Regions from separate parts of the Homo sapiens genome. Here region 2 is linked to region 1. A link is a contact called in ENCODE Hi-C or POLR2A ChIA-PET data. All regions are on one chromosome and are shown on one strand. The core of a region is the stretch at or near the end of the contact, and the rest is flanking DNA. Distances in the headings are between cores, read along the strand shown. Region 1 holds the start of PM20D2 (peptidase M20 domain containing 2). Region 2 holds the start of BACH2 (BACH transcriptional regulator 2).

The links. Hi-C counts contacts between places; a loop is a spot of excess contacts on that map. ChIA-PET counts read pairs that join two places held with the same protein, here RNA polymerase II (POLR2A). Pooled maps may share reads with other maps.
Region 2: a pooled map shows a loop between it and region 1 (4-fold over the local background). The contact joins the promoter of BACH2 here to the promoter of PM20D2 in region 1. A Hi-C loop is called at or near these places in 3 of 37 single-sample maps with no recorded cell type and 4 of 50 pooled maps. POLR2A ChIA-PET finds 5 or more read pairs at or near these places in 1 of 52 experiments (activated CD4-positive, alpha-beta T cell).

The regions. Positions count from the first base shown.
Region 1 is chr6:89,140,373-89,147,950 of GRCh38, reverse strand. It overlaps PM20D2 (peptidase M20 domain containing 2), which reads right to left and starts at 1,896. Exons shown (of 7, transcript NM_001010853.3): 1 at 1,342-1,896. The coding sequence starts at 1,806. LOC101929004 (a long non-coding RNA gene) reads left to right here and starts at 1,085. Exons shown (of 4, transcript XR_942766.4): 1 at 1,085-2,258; 2 at 4,118-4,204. RefSeq lists a silencer at 1,150-2,079.
Region 2 is chr6:90,294,174-90,301,348 of GRCh38, reverse strand. BACH2 (BACH transcriptional regulator 2) reads left to right here and starts at 4,506. Exons shown (of 9, transcript NM_021813.4): 1 at 4,506-4,869. It overlaps LOC105377891 (a long non-coding RNA gene), which reads right to left and starts at 4,110. Exons shown (of 7, transcript XR_942778.4): 1 at 3,613-4,110. LOC124901361 (a long non-coding RNA gene) reads left to right here and starts at 6,143. Exons shown (of 2, transcript XR_007059676.1): 1 at 6,143-7,175. RefSeq lists enhancers at 2,292-2,793, 6,111-6,200 and silencers at 4,593-4,642, 5,268-5,327.

The sequences.
Region 1 (7,578 bases), core at 647-3,146:
TTTTGGCGGTTCTACAGTGCTCAAACTCTGACATGAAGCCGCCGCTCTTTTTTTTTTTAAGAGGAGGCCTCGCTCTGTTGCCCAGGATGGAGTGCAGTGGCGCGATGTCGGCTCACTGCAACCTCTGCCTCCTGGGTTCAAGCGATTCTCCTGCCTCAGCCTCCCGAGTAGCTGGGATTACAGGCGTGAGCCACCACGCCCAGCTAATTTTTTTTTTTTTAATATATTTTAGTAGAGACAGAGGTTTCACCATGTTGGCCAGGCGGGTCTCGAACTCCAGACCTCAACTGATCTGCCCACCGCTCTTCATTCTTGACCCTTAACTCATTAAATACGATATGTCTCTCGCTGACTACTCAGAACCTTTAAAAACGTGGTTGAAGCGAAATCTCTCCAGTGTTTGTGACATGGCAAAGCATGCTTCCCCCAACCCAAACAAAAACCTAACAAATGCAAAAACGAGCCTCCAGAGACAGAAAAAAGAAGGCAGCTAAAGTGAAAAAGCCACAAAAGATGTAGTGTTAGGATAAAAGAGGAAGGTTACTGACACTGGGGGAAATGAACTAAAGAGTATGAAAATAAAACATTTGTTTTCCCCTTAACTGAATGACGATTGAATCTTAGCTCATAGTGTAGAATATACCATCTGGAAAAGCAGAGTAAAACAGGATTAAACTTGCCCTACGACAAACATAAACGACATTTCCCTGTTTAAAGAGTCGAGGTATTTCTTAAAATCATAAAACAAAAAAATTAAGACTTAAGGATGAACTCATCTATGTATAATGCTCATTCACTTCCCCTTTATTTGTATACTTCTAGGGGTCTGGTGGTTCTAGCGACTGAAAATTCCTATCCAAATACCAATGACTTGAATCACATTTTCTAGGACTGCCACAAACAAAAGATTTATTTGGAGACGAATAAAAAGGGGCCGTAGGATTACCTACAAGAAGTTATTTCCTCCTGAGATTGATGGCACAACCTTGTCAGCAAATTGCTGTTGCCTCTCTCAGTTACCAAAAATAACCCGTAACAAACACCAGGCTTGGGTGTAAGTTCTTTCCTAAGGGAACAACTCAGCAGAGCTGTTTATAACTAGAGAGGAGGAAACAATAATCTGCAAGATGTCGCCAGGTCGGCAACGCGAACTGACTTTGACTGGGGGTTCAGCTCTGCTCCTGCGCCGAGGCGAGGACCGCAGGTTTAGCGCGGTCCCACACACACCTGCCCCGGGCGGGAGGGCACCGAGGCGCGCGGGACGCACGAGAGTCCCGCCCTTCCCGGGTCGCCCCCGACCCGGGCAGTCGGATAGGGTCCCGCACCCGGGCCCCACCTCACCTTCACGGGCGGAGGCGGCCTGGGGAGGCCCTCTAAGGCCCCCCTCACGCCCAGCGCGGCCGCCGCCCCGACCTCAGCGATGAGGTTGTGGCCGCAGGCGTGGCCGATGCCGGGCAGCGCGTCGTACTCGCAGAGGAAGCCCAGGTGCAGCGGGCGTGGCGTGGCGCTCGGTGCCCGGGCCTCCGGCGGCTCCCACTCGGCGCGGAAGGCCGTGGGCAGCTGGTAGTGCGGCTGCACTGCCCAGGAGGCCGCGGGCGGCTCCCGCTCGAAGAAGTGCGTCAGCACGCGGTGGGCATGGTGCTCCTCGTAGGCCAGCTCGGGCTGGCTCCAGATCGCGCGGCTCAGGGCCCCCAGCCGCTCGGCCGCCTCGTCGATGCACTCCGCCGAGCGCAGCTTCAGTAGCTCCAGCTCGGAGCGGCCATTGCACGCGCCCCCTTCCACGGGCCGCTCCCCTCCGGGCCTCATGCTGCCCAAGCCCGCTGCCCTCTGCGCCCTCTCGCTCCCTGGCTCGGCCGCAGGTAGCGACCGCCCGCGCACGCGCCCAGAGGCCTCCAGGACCCCGGCGGAGCGCGCACGCGGCCACACAGCTCCCAGGGCACCACCCCCAGTCCCGGGGCCGCCCCCGGCGCCGCGCGGGAAACGCTGGCGGCCGCTCGTACCCTACCAGGCGCTCTGCCCCGCCGTGGGGTTTTGGGGGTGCTGTGGAGAAGGCAGGGCTCGGGACTCTTCCACCTCCTTGGCTGCTCTGGCCTTTGAGTTATGCTCTAAGATTATCGATTACTTTTCCGTTGTTGCTTATTTCCCACAGCAGCAGAATGAGAACGGTTATTAGTTAATAGCCATCAGAGACAGACCAAGTGGAACACAGTCCTCGGAAAAACGCCACTCTGTAGCATTAGTAATTAAAACCTCACAAGGTTTGTATTTCCTGAAGGAGGCCGTCAGTGTCAATGCTGTACTAACGACGGTACTGTACGTAAGTTTCGGTACTGCCCCCACTTTCTTCTCCTTGACATTGTATTACTAAAAGCTGCAGCTACTCTCTACAGTTTTCTCATTGGTTACTAATGTCTGGAACAGCAGCTAGATTATGCAGTAAGCTCTTGGTATGTATTAGCTATTATATAATAATTTATTTGAATAGAGTAGAACTAAAAATTTGAAATGAGTTAAAACCAAAGAGTTAAAAGATTTATGGTAGTAAATATTCATACTGTTTTGTTGATTTGGACAGTTGTCTTGAACAGCTTTGAAAGGGAACATATGACAGGTTTCGTTTATAATTTTAATTGATGCTGAACTCCACTAACATGATATGTGCAGCTGGTGTTACATTATAACTGAGTTTTTTAATTACCCAGTGAAGAAATTCAAGATGTCATGCTCTTGTTTTTCTCCAGAGTGAACCACAAAGTCTGAAAAACTGTTGTTGACGGTATGCCTATTAATAACACTGTAGATGTTTATATTCTGAGGTTTTCCACATATTAAAAGCTTCTATCAGCTCTTCATACCCTATCATCTTTCCTTAATTTGTCTCAACTATGTTAAATGGGACACAATATATTAATGTGATAAACCAAATGAATATTTTGAAAATAAGTCTAAGGGAAGCTAACATGCACGAAGACTATCAACTACTGTTTTTACTACTCTATATGCTAATAATACCAGAGTAAATGTCACATTCCATTCACGTCTGAAAACTTTCTTTCTCAGTTAACACTCCAACAAAAACTCAGCTCTAAAAACAACAAATGTGTTATTAAATTCCTGGGCCCCCTTGGCGATAATAAATCTTTCTCTGGTATTCTGCTGAAGAAAATTACCCTGTATCCACGAGATCCAATATTATCCTGCTCAGTTAGTTGGCTAAAAAAAGGGGAGAAGGGGGGATTGGAGAGCAAAAGCAATAGGTGACATTTGTAGAGCAATTACTCTGTGCTAGGCACTGTTCCAAGGGCTTAGCATTTGTTAACTCATTTAATCCTCACAGCAAACTATGAGGTGGTTAATGTGGTTATTTATCTTCATTTTACAGATGTATGTCCAAGATTATAGAGCTAGTAAGTAGTGGACCCACTGTAGAACAGAAGCCAGAGTCAGCCTCCAGTGGCTGACTTTCAGCCACCATGGTCTATTGCTTGTGTAAACAGACATGCAAATTCATAAATGCATCTCCAGTTTATCTATTCAAATCAGAACCCACAACACTCATTTTGAATAAATTTTACTGCAGCAACTCTGCCTGCTGACATCAGTAGAACCCATGTTTGCCCTCCTCAGGCATCAATAAACAGCAACAGAAAAGGGATGCATATAATTTCATATAGAAGCTGCTATTTATATTGCTTTGCAGGAATTAACAAAGCTGCCACTTGAGGTAGAGGAAAGACAGATTCATTTCAAGCTCTGTTCCTTGTGTATATATGTGGGTGGGTGGGTGGGTATACATGCCCACAGGCACGTATGTATTCAGTTTCTACTGTTGACACCTTGTATTTCTTGCTCATGGTATTTTGCACCCTTGAATTCATTTATTTGATAAACTGTGATAACTTGCTGACCGTTTATCTTCCCCTCCAGGCTTTAAACTCTTTTGTTTTCCCACTGCATTCCCCAGCACCTAACATCTTATGGTCAGCATTTCCTCTGTGTTAATAAATATTTGTTGGCTGATTATTCTTCTTGAATCTAATAAACTAACTGAATAATGGCAGCAATTAACCATTAAACGACACTGACTACCAATAGACATTGTTATGCTTCTTCCTAGACTTCTCAGTCCTTTATGTGGAGCTGGGGGCAGGAAGAATTGCTTCTGGAAGCTGATGGAGTTGGACATGTGGCTTTCTAGAATCTGGTCAGCTCATAAATTCTTACTATTACTTTCATTTGTACCCATAATATTCATACAACTGTCTACCCTATCTATGTGCTACTGGTAAGGAACCTGTATGTTTTTATTAGAAACAAAAAAAAATGTATACAAGCTCCCTTCCTTTAGCTGGTGCTGGATCTGAGGAAACAATACAATATCCAGAATTTAGTATTAAGATGTATAACCTTTTTGGGGGGGTGAGAGGAGTGCAGATAGTTCTCTCTTGAGGACTGGTTTTAAAGTATATAAATGTTCTTTCTTGGCTCCTGATGAGAAAAAAGGGGAAAAAATATATAAAGATTCCTCTTCTTTCCTGGCTGCTTAGAAAACCAGCTGTCATCACAACTGACTCAATAACTTTGAGAACAGGACATTCATGACAAATGAGTGCTGTGGTGGAAAGAGTAGATCAAAAATTTCCTTTACCCTGGAAAAGCAACTAAAATACAGCCAAATTGTACAACTATACTGGGTATTATTTTGGGCTTCAGATTCAGAACTCCTTTTGAAAAGGCAGCAGGCTTTTGTATGGTTTATATTCTTTGAATTAAGATAGAAATAATAAAATAAAATCCCCAACATGGCAAAGCATGAGCTCATGGCAAAGCATGAGCTAAATGAGAAAAAAAAGTTTTTGAAAACAGAAAAAGGAATGGAATGAAAAATAAAATGAAGAAAATTAAAGGTAGAGAAAAAGTAAATAGAAGTACCAGAGAGCTTCAGTGCAGGATTTCAGGAATGAAAAGCAAACAAACAAAAATAATTGTGGGGGGCCGGGCGCGGTGGCGCACACCTGTAATCCCAGCACTCTGGGAGGCCGAGGTGGGTGGTTCACGAGGTCAGGAGATGGAGACCATCCTGGCTAACATGGTGAAACCCCGTCTCTACTAAAAAATACAAAAAATTAGCCGGGCGTGGTGGCACGCACCTGTAGTCCCAGCTATTCGGGAGGCTGAGGCAGGAGAATGGCGTGAACCCGGGAGGTGGAGCTTGCAGTGAGCCGAGATCGCGTCACTGCACTCCAGCCTGGGTGACAGAGCGAGACTCCGTCTCAAAAAATAATAATAATAATAATAATTGTGGGGGAAAGGAATAAAAAGTGCAAAAATGATTTAATCCAAGGAGAGAGTGCAGATATTTCACCAAAAAAATCAAACTTATAATACCTTCAAAATATATGATATTTCCAAAAGTGCATGTGAATCCAGCCTACATCGTTTCAGTTTAACAATACTTGGAACTACAGCAATTTTCTCCTGAACAAAATGCTGGCCACTGCACGATTTGAGGACTGCTGCTGCCAGCATGGAGAAGAAGCAAATCACAGTGTCACTTTGGTATACTGGTCATTTACAACATTCTCCTAAGCATCCCCAGACACACATGCAAACTTGGTTAACTCCAGAAACTTCTCTAGCTGAAACAAACACGTAACACGCACTAGATAGCACATGTAAAATCAATCTGGGCTAAGGTGTTGGAAGAGCTGGTTGTCATATGGCAGAAAGCAGACAACTAAGAGAGTAGGTGAGCAGAAAGGTGAATTTGATTGGGGATGAAGGGACATAGAGGAAGTGTACAACACATTGCTAAGGAATTACAACTTTAGCTGGTTTTGGTGGCTCATGCCTGTAATCCCAGCACTTTAAGAGGCTGAGGTGGGAGGATAGCTTGAGCCCAGGGGTTCAAAACCAGCCAGGACAATATAGGGAGACCCTGACTCTACAAAAAATAAAATAAAATAAAATAAATAGTAAATAAGCCAAGCATGGTGGCACACATTTGTGGTCCCAGCTCCTCTGGAGGCTGAGGTTTGAGGATCGCTTGAGCCCGGGAGGTCAAAGCTACAGTAAGCATGATTGCACCACTGCACTCCAGTCTGGGCAACAGAGTGAGACTTTTGTCTCAAAGTAAAATAAAACTTGGACAATGGCTAAACTATTGGATGTTATTAAGCAGGAGAGAGACAAGATCAGAAATTTGTTCTACAAGAATAATTGATGACTATTTGGAAGATGAATTGGAAACAGACTTAGGTCTGAGATAAGTTAAAAGCTTTTGCAGGCCAGGCGTGGTGGCTCACGCTTGTAATCCCAGCACTTTGGGAGGCCGAGATGGGCGAATCACTTGAGGTCAGGAGTTTGAGACCAGCCTGCCCAACATGGTGAAACCTCATCTCTACTAAAAACACAACAATTAGCTGGGTGTTGGGGCGGGCGCCTGTAATCCCAGCTACTCAGGAGGCTAAGGCAGGAGAATCACTTGAACCTGGGAGGTGGAGGTTGCAGTGAGCCAAGATTGTGTCACTGCACTCCAGCCTGGGTGACAGAGTGAGACTCTGTCTTTAAAAAATAATTTAAAAAATTAAAAATAAATAAAAGGCTCTTGCAAAGTCCAAGGATTCCAGAAACATTCCGTGGGCAGAAATGGCCAGACTTAATTCCTCACTGAATGTCTGTTTAGGTGAAGAAGGTGCTCCAGAGAAAGGGGGAAAGAGAACTGAAGTTTCTCGGGTTAACAGCTGAGTGAATGGTAAAGCCATGAAACAAAATAGGGGAAATAAGAGAGTGAGGGGCAAATTGATGGATGTGCATTAGACACGTGGAGAGGAGGTAGATGCAGTTGTCCAGGAGGAGACCAGCAGAGCACCAAGGAAAGTGCATTTCTACATAGCTAGTATGAGTAATGGTATACCCAGAGGGGAATTAAACCATCCAGGGAGTGAGTGAGTTGAAAGGGAAAAATGTAAGCTGAGGAAACAACCCTGAAAAACAAAAAGGGAATGAGCAAAAATACCTGACAGACCCTTGCTTCTGCTGGGCAAGATTCTATTACAACTCGTTTTCAAGTTCTGTGCGGATTTCTTCAAATGGCCCACAAAGTGAAGGCAGTGACTTTAAAGCCCTGAATGTCCTGGTACCTGATGACCTGAGGCTCCCTTTGGCTTCCCTTCTCTTGGCAGTGAGATTAGCTGCTCTGTTCTCCATCACTATTCCTGGAAATGAGGACAGGGAGGTTCTGAGAGGATAGGCTTTTCCTTTGCCCTGATTCCCCACAGTGTGTACAAAACAACACTGCAAAGACGTAACCCAGCTTGTGGTTAACAAGAACATTTCTCTCCTACCGTTATGGCTTAGGAAAATGGGTGGAGAACTTTGACTGCCCCTGGTCCTCTATACAACATCTAGAGCTTGGGCCCGGTGCAGTGCTTTTAAAGTCCTTGAAGAGATTGATCCCTCAAGCAATGTGTTCACCTCGACTGTGTACATACCATGGTTAATAATTACCTTTACTAAGGATTCACTTCTCAAACTTCCTGGTCAATTTGTTGCTACATATTTCAAAGATGCTAGCAG
Region 2 (7,175 bases), core at 3,257-5,756, 1.2 Mb before region 1:
ATAGGCATGAGCCACCGTGCCCAGCCACCAATATTATTTTTGATGGATCCATGATATTCATATTTTATATATGAACCACCATTTATTTAGCCAATCATTTCCTGTAAGGCATTTGGATTTTTCCATTTTCTTTTTGCTATCATACAAAAAAGATCTGTACATTCTTAATTTTTTCATTAGTATAAATTATAACACATACAATTTCTATATAATTTTAAATATTAATATATAAAAGTAATAAAATCAAATACAAAATTACATTTTTCAATTGTTTCATGTATATTAGTTTTGACTCCTTATGTAGATTTAAGTTCCTTAAGGATACAGTCCAATGTTTCTTAATTTTTCACCTCAACATGTAACAGATGCTCAGTAGTGTATGTTGAAAAATTAGTTTATTTCATATACCATATTTTACTAGTTTATTTCATATAAGCTTTTAGATAATAGTGGCATCAATTCTTTACTATAGAAGAAGATCACTATAGATAGTAATATAAGAACATCACTTTCTTTTAGGGACTATTTCCAAAGTCCTTCTTAGGAACTGAGGCAATCTTTGAGGAGATGAAGATGGGACAGATAAGAGATATACAGTTTGAAGGAAAAAGGCTGCCAGCCAAATTTAACAATAGCTAGAAGCAAAATTTTTGCTTTTCTGGTTTGGATTGCCCTGATCATTTTTCAAAACTTGTGTGAGATTTTGTACAATGAGAAATCTCTTCTTGGCAGTGGTGTGTCCAGAAAGCCCCCAGGAGTGGGCCCCCAAGGTCCTCTGTGCCGTCCAGCAATTCTGCCACATCCCTGGCACTGGTTCACATCTTTTCTCTATCCCCTAAATCTATCCTTCCCTCCTCCACTATCAGTGAACGGTCTATCTTCTTACTCCACTAAGAAAACAGAATTCCTCAGACAACGGCTTCCCATACTTCCTACCATGATATTCCAGCCTCCCTGCACTTCCCCACCTGTGCTGCCCTTCCTTCTGTTGGTTGGGATGAACTGGCCCCTTTCTCTCTCAAGGAAGCTTCTCAGCTTCCTTGTGGGGATCTTTTTTTCTTCATCTTGCTGACCTCTAAATGTCGGAGTGCCCCAGGTCTTAAACCTTAGACTTCTTCTCTTTGCTCCTCTTCTCCACCCATGTTTCCAGTTGCTGTGTTGATGACACACAGATTTCTATCTCTAGTCTGGACTTCTCCCCTAAATTCTAGATTCCCATGTCTGATTACCTGCTCACCTTTTCCACTTAGATGTCTGATAGACATCTGAAATGTACTATATCCAAAACCAAATGTTTCAGCATTTCCCCCATACCTGCTCCGCCTGGATAAATGAACTCTCCATTAATAAGCTGTTCAGTCCAAAATTCAGAATTTCCTTTGACTCTTCTCTCATATCCTACAATGGAATCATCAACAAATCTTGTCCGGTTTATGCTGAAAATATATCTGGATTCCATTTATGGCTGTCATTCTAGCATTCTATTAATAGTTTAAATCACCATCACCTCTCTAATGACTTATCTCAATAGCCTCCTACTTGGTCTCTCTGCTTCCATTCCTGTACTTCCCGTGACCCAGCAGAGTGATCCTTTAGGAGTTGAGGCCAGGACATGTTCCTTGTCTGCAGAAACCCCTACAGCATCCCACTCCATTCACTTTTGTCAGATTTCATTGGATGTTAAATTTGCCCTGCCATGCCTTATTCAAGGTACCACATTTGAAATTCTGTCTACTGTTCTGCCTAAGAAAAAATACAATATTTTCTCAACATCATCAAATCCTGTACAGGGTGCTGGAGAGCAAGAAAATCAAAGGCTCAAGAACTGCCCATGTCTTTAGTCCGTCTTCCTTTCCTCATCTGTTTCCTGTATATTTTAATTTTTCCTGTTTTATTTTCTACAATCAAGAAGATTTCTATTATAGAAATAAAGTTTATTTGTTTCAATGCCATGATACAGATTTATTGTCCCTGGAAATATCATGCTTAGAAATGAATCACAGACAAAGCCCATGCTCTGGATCAACACACATGTGTAATTATGTAGGAAAAAAATGTATATCAGGAAAGGTTGAATGCTCCAGGCATGAGAAATAAATTGACCTCCACTCAACTTACTGCCATGATTATACAGAGGGAAGGACCTGGATCTGTTTCACATCATAAACGCCTAAATTGCCAGAGCAGCACAAGCCCAGGAGTGGCCATGCAAACTCATGATGGAGGTGCTAAGGCTGTCCACAGCCCAACCTCTGCAGCAGTACTGTTAAATGAGTGTCTAGTACTTGACTTACCATTTTAATTTCACATAATTCTGAATGTATTTTTCGGCTTGAATTCAAATAACCCACTTCTAACTACCGAAAATAAAGTAGAAAAATGAACTCACTACCAGACTTCAAAGCTTATCCAAAGCAAAGATTTCGTCTTACAGCCAGAGGTGCATGATTGCAGAGCTGGATGTAACCTGAGAGGCTAACTACTCCTAATTCAGCCTCCTTGAATGACTGGATGATGCAACCTATCACAGGTGTTTTAGGTTTTTTCATCTCTATTTAATGTCCCACCTCATGCTTGAAAATCTCAAAGTGAAAAAGCTCCAGTCTGAGTCTTTGGGCAAGCAGACTAACTGAAATGACCTGTTAGCCTTTGTTGTATCCATCTGACAAGATCAGCTTGTAGAATCCAGAATGGAGGTGGGAGATCAGCTGGCAGCCTCATTTCCCTCCTCAACCACCCCTACGCTGATGTGCCCAACTCCACTCACAGCTGGGCAGCCACCGCTTGCTTGAAAATAAATGAATCTACACCACTCTCATACGGATGCTCTCAAGCATCCCTTGTTGTGAGAAAAACATTTATTGCTGCTACTAAAATGCGTAAAGTTATCTCACAAACACATACTTACAAGAATGAGGAATGAGAAACAGAACCATCCATAAAACTATAAGAAACGGCCTGGCCAGGGCAGACCAGGAATTAGTACTCTGTCCTTGCCAGGGGTCAGGCAGGGACCTCAGAAGCAGGGTGTTTTGTCCTAGGGGGCACCAGACCAGAGGTCAGGAGACTGAGGGCTACTCCTAGCTCTAGGACTTTTCCTTATCTGAAGGCCGGGTCGGTTAGCAGAGAAAATCTCACAGTCCCGTGCCAGACCTCCACGCAGGGACTCTGCAGTGCTGTTAGAAAAATTAGCTCAGCACCTTCAGCTTGCTTTCAGCCATCACTTAGCTTTCCACACAGACATTCCAAATGGGGCCTTTCAAAACTCTGCCCTCAAATGAAGGTAGTTCAGAGCAACACTTTAGATGATATCACAAGACTCCCAGGACGCTTCACTGCTTCCTCAGCATACGCCAGTGCCCGTTTTACAGGGGGGATTTATGATCCTTCTCTCAGTAGAGCGAGCCAAACTTTTATAATATTCATTAAAAATCAGCACCACGTGTAATAATATGGAATACTGCCTGTACACAAGAGGGCCAAGTTATAGGTGTTTAGGGAAACGTGGCAGAATTTTCTGGCCTTGGCAAGAGGTAAAGTTGCAGGCACCAGCACAACACTAACACAACCTTATTTTATTGCAAATGTACATTCAGCCTAAATCCTAATTACCTTCTGTAAAATCCTAACCACCACCAAGCTTTCTTCTGACAGGGCACTCACACGACGGCCTTTAAGGGCAGCAACAACATCCTAAGAGCCGCAGAAAGGAAAGGCAGGGGAGAGTGGCTGGAAGGCAGTAGGAGCTGGGGCTGAAGCCCGGGAGGTTGGCTTTTAATGTCCTCCTGAAATTGACCACTCTCTTTCCAAAAACACTGGCTTGGGGGCTTAAAGGTTCGCTCAGTAGGGCAGGCGGAGGGCCTCCTGAAAAGGATTGAGAAGTCAACATTCAAAAGGCTGCTTTTACTCGCCCGGTCCCCACCCAAAAGGGAGTCCGGTCAGCTTTGTGGGGGCCAGTGGAGCATCTTTTCTTGCCCTTCCGGGAAAACGCTAGCTAACCCTGGGATCCCCGGTCCCGACGTCTGCTCTCCTTCCCCAGGTGCAGCACCTAGGGCTCTGGCCCCCTCCCCACGTGCCACACCAGCCCTCACCACTACTCTCACCCTGCTATGCCCCCAACCCTCGTCTTTCGTGGCCGGGAAGGCCAGGCCGAGCGGGGCGGTCAGCCGGGCCGGGAGGAGGGGGCTCTCCGGGCCGCGCGGCCGCACAAAGCGGGGAGATCTGCTGCTGCGGCGGCATGAGGCGCGCCCCCTCCCGCGAGCCAGCGGAGCGCGCGCGCCCGCCCCCGTCCCCCGCCCCCCGCCCCAGCCCCCGGAGCGCCATTCGCGGAGCGGCTTACGCTAGTCGCCGGGCGTACCGCGCCCCAGCGGCCGGGGAGGTGCGCTGCCCGGCTCCCGTAAAGTTATTGTGAATGGGGAGCGGGTGACGTCAGCGCCGAATGTCAACAATGTAGCGATTGAGAGTGTGGGCGTTCCGGGGAGAGCGCAAGCCGCGCGGCGCGGAGCAAACAGCGCCGAGCCGCCGCCGCCTCAGCAGCAGCAGCAGCAGCAGCAGCGGCAGCAGCGGCCGTGCACGCCCGGGCTGCGGTCGCACAGCGCTAACGTGAGCGGCCGCCGCCCTCGCCACCCCGCCTGCCCACTCCCGCCGCCGCCCCGCTCTCGCTTTCCCCCCGGCCTCCCCTCGCCCCTTCCCCTCCCCCTTCCCGGCGCACTCGGGGGGCTGGGAACGAGCTGCCATGTGATGCGCGTCCCCTCCGCGAGCTTTCGGTGACCCACGAACTGCCCACCTCGCCGGCTGCCGGGAGGGGGCTGCGAGCCGGGAAGACGCGGGGAAGAGGAGGCGGAAAAGGACGCAAAGTTCTCCGGCGAGGTGAGTCCCGGGCCCCGGGCCCCGGGCCCCGCCGCTGGGCGGGGTGGCGGGGCAAGTTTGCGGGGGGAGCGGGCGCGCGGGGCGGGCGGGGAGGCGTGGGGAAACGGCGCGGGAAGGGAGCCCCGGCCGCCGGGCGCGCAGCCGCCCTCCCCGCGCCCTGCCCGCTTTTATGGCATTTTCTAGGAACGGGAAGGGGGTGGGAGCCGAGCCGGCGGCCGCGCCGCGCCGAATGTGTGCTCTCCCTCCCGGCTGTTTACGGCGGCCGAGGCGCATTGTATTTTGCTGGCGTCGAAGGGTGTTTTGGAACAGCAGAGGGAGGAGGAGCAGAGAGTAATAAGTCAGGCATGGGGAGGGCGGGCTGCAGGAGGCGCGCGTCCGCGCGAGCCGCAGCAGCTGTCAGACCCGCGGCCCTGCCCCCGGCCCGGCGAGGCCCGGGTGTCCCGGCCCCCAGCCTGCGATCCCAGCTCCAGGCCGGGCGGCCTCCTCCTTAACCCTCGGCGTGCGCATCCCGGGCTGCTCCGCGAGGACCTTGGCCGCGGCGCCTTTGCGCTCAGCTGTCAGCCGCCGCCGGGTGGCCCGGACCACCGCGACCGGCGGGGAATCAAAGCCCAAGTTTAGGGTCGCAGGAAGAGGCGAGCTGGGGGCCTCGCGGCGCAGACCTGGATCGAATCTCTCCTAGCGAAAGATCGGGTTGTCGGAAAGCGTCCCGCGTAGCTAAGACCTAAGGGCGCCAGGCTTCTGAGAGGGAAACCTTGCACCTCCTCTCCCACAGATCCTCCATGAAGTCAAGGTGCAACACACACACACACACACACACACACACACCCTACACTCCAGTCTCCAAGCCCCAGAAGCTTCACCCAGGAGACTGGTTTATGAAGGGGACACTGCCCTCCCCGTCCCCGCGTCGAGGCGCTCCGTGGCCCCGCTGTGCTTCGCTCACCCGGCGGGTGTTCGGGAGCCCGGCGCCGCTGGAGACGGCGGCGGGCGGCGCTCACGGGCTACCCTAGGTGCCCACGAGGGGAGAGACTGGAGCGAGCATCTCGGCGACCTCGGTCTGGCCAAGCATTTGCAGGAACTCGGACCGTGAGGGGAAGCGTGCAGGGCCGGGAGTGAGTGTGTGAAGGGGTGGCACACTCCTGGCTTCTGGGGTCGCGGGCGCATGGGGCATCCCCAGCACTCTCCCGCGCGTAGGCGAGTTTGGTAACTTGAGGGAAGTTCCGGCGCGGCCGCTGCCGGGGTGGTTTGTCTGTGGCCCGATGAGGCGCGCCTCGCAGCCTGCTCTCCCGGTCACCGCCGTCGCCGTGACCTGTGGCCTCCAGGAAACGAGAGGGACCGGGGCGCCCCACCCGCGAGACGGACCCGCAGTCTCCCGGCGGGCCCGCGGGCGGCGAGACGCGGCGTTCCTGGTTTTCACCTTCGCTGTCTAGTGCTGCAGTCTCTCACTCTCTGTAAATTTCATCTGTTGAGTGTATTTAACTAAAAAGGGTAATTACTTTAGATAAAAATCCTTTCCTGCCTAGTGGGAACCTTGGCGGAGATGATGCCTAATGAGATATTTTGCTTTTGTCTGTTTAGAGTAAAATTAGAGATGTTAACGCTGATAACGGTTTTCTCAGATCATTAAAATGTAACATGTAGGAAAGGCACGTCTTGCTGCAAAGGCTCGGGCTGACATGAAAGAAGCTGAGCGTGAAAGGCTGCCCCTCCTTTGGCGGAGAGGGCTATTTTGGTAAGGCAGCGGGCGTCTTGCTTAAAATGTGAGATCGCCCCACCCTGGTTCTCGGGCACCTCCCGAGTAAACGGCGTTTTTCATTCTTGCAGGTAATAATAAACGTGAGTCAAAATGACATCTTGTTAGAATTAGTCTTTAGTCTGTAAGAGAGATTGCCAAATTACAGTGTTGCGTTCAAACTGCTCCACTGAAAGGTCTGTCAGCATTTCCATTATAAATTCAGTTTTTCTGGAGTTTATAATTTCACCACAAAACTTTGAGTGGCTGAAATGTTTTCCCTTCTAGTATTCTGGTTTTTGAAAGAAATTTATTGATTGCCCATTTCCAACGTTTTTTTTACTCTCGAAACCTGAATATCATTGAAATAGAGCGAAGTCCCAGAAATGGAACACACAACCATGGAATAAAGTATTTTTGTTAGAACATAACTTTATTGGTGCAGAGCCGTATTTTCGTTTTGCATTGCAGGAGGCTTCAGGTTTGCCATTTGGTAATCATGAATGTGTTGAGTAAATTCTTCTGCTGTCTGTCTATTCTGCAGGTGGACTGAAATGTCAGTTGGTAGTGTGTT